Regions from separate parts of the Homo sapiens genome. Here region 2 is linked to region 1. Evidence: chromatin contacts called from ENCODE Hi-C or POLR2A ChIA-PET data. All regions are on one chromosome and are shown on one strand. Each heading gives the region's core, a stretch centred on a gene start or an enhancer-like site at or near the end of the contact. The rest is flanking DNA. Distances are from core to core; before and after follow the strand shown. Region 1 has its middle 19 kb from the start of POP4. Region 2 holds the start of VSTM2B (V-set and transmembrane domain containing 2B).

What was found. A loop is a pair of places that touch in the nucleus more often than their neighbours do. ChIA-PET counts read pairs that join two places held with the same protein, here RNA polymerase II (POLR2A). Pooled maps may share reads with other maps.
Region 2: a loop to region 1 is called in a map of naive thymus-derived CD4-positive, alpha-beta T cell, with 4 times the contacts of the local background. The contact joins the promoter of VSTM2B here to the enhancer-like site in region 1. A Hi-C loop is called at or near these places in 1 of 168 maps with a recorded cell type or tissue (naive thymus-derived CD4-positive, alpha-beta T cell), 4 of 37 single-sample maps with no recorded cell type and 12 of 50 pooled maps. POLR2A ChIA-PET finds 5 or more read pairs at or near these places in 3 of 52 experiments (H1, K562 and activated CD4-positive, alpha-beta T cell).

What each region holds. Positions count from the first base shown.
Region 1 is chr19:29,586,362-29,589,134 of GRCh38, forward strand. No RefSeq gene overlaps it. Among named protein-coding and RNA genes, the nearest start is that of POP4, 19 kb to the right of the region's middle. Within about 2 kb of position 1,355, at least 2 of the 41 ENCODE cell types and tissues checked have a DNase peak (open chromatin) inside an H3K27ac peak, as active enhancers do.
Region 2 is chr19:29,524,585-29,527,357 of GRCh38, forward strand. VSTM2B (V-set and transmembrane domain containing 2B) reads left to right here and starts at 1,410. Exons shown (of 5, transcript NM_001146339.2): 1 at 1,410-2,081; 2 at 2,627-2,773. The coding sequence starts at 2,000. It overlaps VSTM2B-DT (VSTM2B divergent transcript), which reads right to left and starts at 1,166. Exons shown (of 10, transcript NR_040029.2): 1 at 840-1,166. The region is part of intron 1 of LOC124904683 (a long non-coding RNA gene); the gene reads right to left.

The DNA of each region.
Region 1 (2,773 bases), core at 105-2,604:
AATATGACCCAGCCCAGCCCTTGTGATTTCCAGAAATTGTTCTACCTTTTTCTTTCCAGCGTTTTTTCACTGGCCTCAAGCAGCTTCCTCATATGCAGGCATTGATGGGTACTCAGCAGAAGACCTGAGTGGGACCAGCAGATCTCTGAGCACTCTCCACACCACACTGTCTCTGCAACTCAAAGAAACCACTAGACTCTGTCTGGACACCCAGGCACACCCCCATCCCTGTCCTGGAATCTCGCTCCAGACAGTGAGCTCAGGCAATCCAGGCCTCATCCCATTTGTTTCCTTTCTCTCATGAGTCACTGCCTTATGCTGCCTTTTGATCAATGTCTAAAAAGAGTTGTTTCAAATATTGTATCTGCTTTTTTAGTTGTTTATGATGGGCAGGTAAATCCAATGCCTGTTACCTTATCACAGCCAGAAGCAGAAGGCTACTCTGGACATTTTGAATTTGAGGTTCCTGCAGAATACCAAACTGCAGATATCTAGCAAACTGTTGTAAGTAATGAGAGAGGTTGCGACCAGAGATAAATTTTGGAAGCAAATGCATAAAGCTGTTAGCTAAAACACAGCTGGAGGGAGCTTCTAGTAGAGGAATGATGGCATCTTAAAGACAAAATCCACTGGAGCAGGGTAGACACAAAGGAGAACATGATGTGGGAAAGCAGAAGAAAGTGAGAAATACATGAGAACTCACTGAAGAAGGAGGTCGTGGAAACCAGGGCTTGGAGAGTTTCAAGAAGCTGAAAGTATCCACAGTGCCTAATGCCCCAGAGACTATGGGCATGATGTTGGGAAGGCAGGCTCCAGGCACGATGCCATCATGCTGTGAGTGCACCTGTACTGTTGCTTCGTGTGTGCTGGCCCCACTGGTTTTGCTAATGTGACAAACTGGTCCCCTCTGCCAGAGAAGATTGAGGTGGGGTGAGTGAATGAGATGGGAAGAATGGCACAGACCATACTTTCACAAAGCTTGGTTGAGAAGGGAGGGAGAGTAGTAGCTAGTAGTAGTACCAGAAGACCAGGGCAGGCAGTGGCAAAATTTCTTAGTTTCAAAGTCTTAAGCCTGTGAACAGTCTAAGGAAGAAAAGGGAATCGTCAGATAGAGCCTGGGACAGGGAAGGAAGAGAGTTGATGGGGCAAGATACCATGAGATGGGAAGGGGAAAGAGTTTTGCCCTGGGCGGGAGAAAAGAAAATGAGTGCCAAAGTAGAAAAGGTTTCAGATGAGATAACAAGTCTGTGATCCAACCACCACTCTCCCTATTTACCAAGAGAGTTTGACAACACACAGGCAGGTCACATGCTAGCCTGAAGGCAGCCTAGCCACAGCCTCAGATTGGTTCCCACTAGCTCAAGCCTGCAATGCTGAGAACTGTTTTCATAGCTGGTGGCAGGAAGTCCCATAAATGCACTGAGGTCACAGGCATCTGTGCACAGTGCTCAAGACCACAGTTTAGGGCTGCCTTGAGTCACCCAAGTGTTGTGACTCATACAAGACACTAAAGAAATCCATCTTCCATAGCATCTGTACCTGAAGCATTAGGTTCCACATAGCAGAGGGGGAAACATCTCGTTTCTTTTTCTTTTCTTTTTTTAACTTTTATTTTAGATTCAGGGCGTACACGTGCAGGTTTGGTACATGGGTATATTTTATGATGCTGAGGTTTAGGATGTGATTGATTCCATCACCCAGGTAATGAGCATAATACTCAATAGGTGGTTTTTCAGCCCTTGCCCCCCTCCTTCCCTGCTGTAGGAGTCCCCAGTGTCTATGTTTGCCATCGTTATGTCCATGAGTCCCCAGTATTTAGCTCCCACTCATCAGTGAAAACTTGCAGTATTTTGTTTCCTGTTTCTGAGAAAATTCACTTAGGATAATGGCCTCCAGCTGCATCCAGCTGGAGAGGACCTAATTTTGTTCTTTTTCATGGCTGCATAGTATTCCATGGTGTATATGTATCATATTTTTCTTTATCCAGTACACTGTTGGTGGGCACCTGGGTTGATTCCATGTCTTTGCTATTGTGAATAGTGCTGCAGTGAACATACGAGTGTATGTGTCTTTTTGGTAGAATGATTTATATTCCTTTGGGTAGACACCCAGTAATGGAATTGCTGGGTTGAATGGTAGTTCTGTTTTAAGTTCTTTGAGAAATCTCCAAACTGCTTTCCACAGTGCCTGAACTAATTTACATTCCCACCAACAGTGTACAAGCAATCAGTTTTCTCTACAGCATCATCAACATCTGCTATTTTTTGACTTTTTAGTAGTGGCCATTCTGACTGGTGTGAAATGGTATCTCATTGTGAGAACCACATGATTTCTACAAAGTATATCTACTAGATCTCTCACGGTTGACAGAACTTGGCAATCTGAACTGCTTTAAGCCAAAGGGGGATTTATAGGGCTGGATGCAGCTGCAGCTGTATCTAGAACTCAGAAATTCCAAGTCCTGGCCTCTCCCTCCATCTCTCAGGTCTGCCTGATGCACAGGTGGCTACATATAGTGGCACGTCCCCCAGCTTTACAACAGTTTCAGAGTTGGCTAGGCATGGTGGCTCACATCTGTAATCCCAGCACTTTGGGAGGCTGAGGTGGAAGGATTGCTTGAGGCCAGGAGTTCAAGACCAGTCTGGACAACATAGCAAGTCCCCATCTCTACTAAAAATAAAGAGGTTAGCCAGGTGTCGTGGTGCCCACCTGTGATCCTAGCTACTTGAGAGTCTGAGGTGGGAGGATCACTTTAGCCCGGGAGATTAAGGCT
Region 2 (2,773 bases), core at 160-2,659, 62 kb before region 1:
TCTTCCCTTTGCCCCCAGCAGGAGACCTTAGAAAACAAGGGCTTGATAGATGAGCCACAGTGAGCCAGGGGGTGGGAGTGACTCCTGGGCCATAGACGAGGAAACTGAAAGGCAGGCACTGGAGGCAAGAAGGGCTGGCCCCGGGCACCCGCTGGCGAGGACAGCCTTGGAGAGGGCCTGCAGCTCCTCCCCTCTGAGCTGTGCTGCGCTGGCCGCCTGGACCAGGGTGGCTGCTGGAGAGTGTTTTCCCTCTGGGTTTCCTTCTCCTTGGCTCCCAGGGAATCCTCTGGCGGTGCCTCCGGGAGGCTGGTAGCCGGGGAAGCAGGCACGTGAATCCACCGGGCTGCCCCACCCCAACCTGAGGTCAGAGCTGAGGCGTAGGGGCCGGGGTAGGGGCAGAGGTGCCGAAACGCACTAGCTGGGGACTCCCGGGGGAAGGAGATAGGAGAGACCCAAGGCGAGCCTTAGGACTCGCCCCTATGACTATGACTACGCGCTGCGTCCGAACCACATGTCCACCCCGCATTTGCCTTCGGGGACCAGACCGCGCTCCCTCAGATGGCTGGGGAGGGAGCAGACTCCGGGTGAAGGCTGGGGGAGGTACCGGGATGCCGAGTACGCCAGAGCAGGCGGGGGATGGGTTCCGGCTTCCTGCCGCCTCGGCATCTCGCTTTGCACCGGGCAAAGAAGGGGCCACGACCGGCGAAGAGCGCGTGGAGACACAGGGACCCGCGATCCAGGGGCAGGAACCCCGCCCCCTCCCGGAAACCTCCCGGGCCCTGAGTCGTGCCCGGCGCTCCCCACCCCACCCCACCCCCGCCGCCCCTGCCGTCACTCACGGCCGCTGCGGGCTGGCTAGCGTGTGCGCTCTCCGCGCCGCAGGCACCTGCTCGCTGGGCGCTGTGCGCTCACTTCTCCCTCGCGCACTGCAGACTCCCGGCGCTGCCGCCGCCACCCAGCGTAGTCTCCGGCTGGGCACAGCGTTCCGCCCTTCTCGCGGCCCCGGGCGCCCACCCATCCGTCATGGCCCAGGCCTGGGCCAAACAGCGGGGCAGCTGGTTGCCCAAACTGGGGTAAGGAGTTGAGGGCTGGGAGCTGCAGAGAGGACCGAGGGACACACGGGGAGCAGGGATGAGCGGCCGTCTCGAGCCGTGCAGACTGGGAAGAAGCCAGGGAGAGTTTGGGTGGGAGGACTCCCAACCCAAGCGGGTGCGGGGCGGGGCTGTACTCCAACCAGAAAGACGGTGGTCCCTCCGAGCGACCCCCGAGGAGAGAGGGGGAGCGCTCTGGGGCGGGGGCGGGGCGGGCTGTGGCAGGAGAGGGGAGGGCGGGGGCGATGCAGCGGTGGAGGCGGCTTGGCGCCCAGCCACTGACCGCCCCCTCCCTTCCCCTCCCCTCCCCCTCTCCCCGCCTCTCTCCGGCTCCGGGTCCGCCACGCCGGACCCGCTCTCCCCGCGCTGCGCTGGGTCGGACGCCAGGTCTGCGCGCCGCGGCTGAGCGCCCACTCGCCCTGCGGAAAGAGCCGCGGAGGAACCGGCGGGGGCGGCTGCGGGAGCCGAAGGAGGTGGCAATCGGGAGCAGAACCAGAAGGAGACAGGGAGGCAGAAGCTCGCGGCTCCGTGGCACGCACTCCCTCGGCCAGGGATGGGTCCCGGCGCGGCCCAGCCCCTGCCCGGCCCGCCGGGCAGAGACTGAACCGCGGATCCCCACCGTCCTGTGGACGACCGGACAGAGAGAGGCACTGACCGATCGCCAGCAGCCTCCCGGTGGGACCGCGTCTCCTGCACACCCCGCGCAGCGCCCCCCGCCGGAGCCGCACCGGGCAAGCCGGCGAGGGAGCGGGGCTGATTGGCGGCCGCCGGCGGCCAGGGGAGGGGGCGCCGCGCGGGGCCATGGCAGGCTCGGAGGCGTCCTAGCCCGAGCCGGAGCCGATCCGAGCCCACGCGGCCGCCGCCTCTCCGCTCCCGGGCCCCCGCCGCCACCGCGCCCCCCGCGGGAGATGGAACAGCGGAACCGGCTCGGTGCCCTCGGATACCTGCCGCCTCTGCTGCTGCATGCCCTGCTGCTCTTCGTGGCCGACGGTGAGCGCGGGAACTTTGCTGCCGCTGTGGACTCGGGGGGGTCTTTGCTGGGGCCGCCACCGAGAAGAAGAAGAAAGAGAACGAACCGGGAAGCTTCGCGGTCTCCAGCAATCCCGCTGTGCAGCCTGGGCCCGGAGGGGTAGGGAGAGGCGAGCGGCGAAGGGTCGCCGCAGCAGCAGCGCCGCGCCCGAGTCGTTCCCAGTCCCGCCGGGGCCCCGGCTGCGGAAAGGATGCCTGCGGGGAGCGGGAGTAGGCGCGCCCCAGCCAGGCTCTGGCGGTGCGGCCAGGGGCGGGGGAGAAGCACGAGTCGCCCCTGCCGCCCCGCCCCATCCGGAGGGAAGCAGTAGGCAGCCGATGGCCGGTCCCTGCCTCGGCCCTGCAGCCGCTTCCCCGAACTTTGCTAGCCCCTCCGGCCGTGCGCCAGGGAGCAGCTGCGGGGTGGGGGGCACAAGGCCAGCCAGCCAGAGACCGACTGCCTCGCTTTAGGTTGCCCCAGGCCCCCGACCTACAGCTGGTCACGCCTCTCTCTCTCTCCCCACCCCCAGCTGCATTCACAGAAGTCCCCAAAGATGTGACAGTACGGGAGGGAGACGACATCGAAATGCCCTGCGCGTTCCGGGCCAGCGGAGCCACCTCGTATTCGCTGGAGATTCAGTGGTGGTACCTCAAGGAGCCACCCCGGGAGCTGCTGC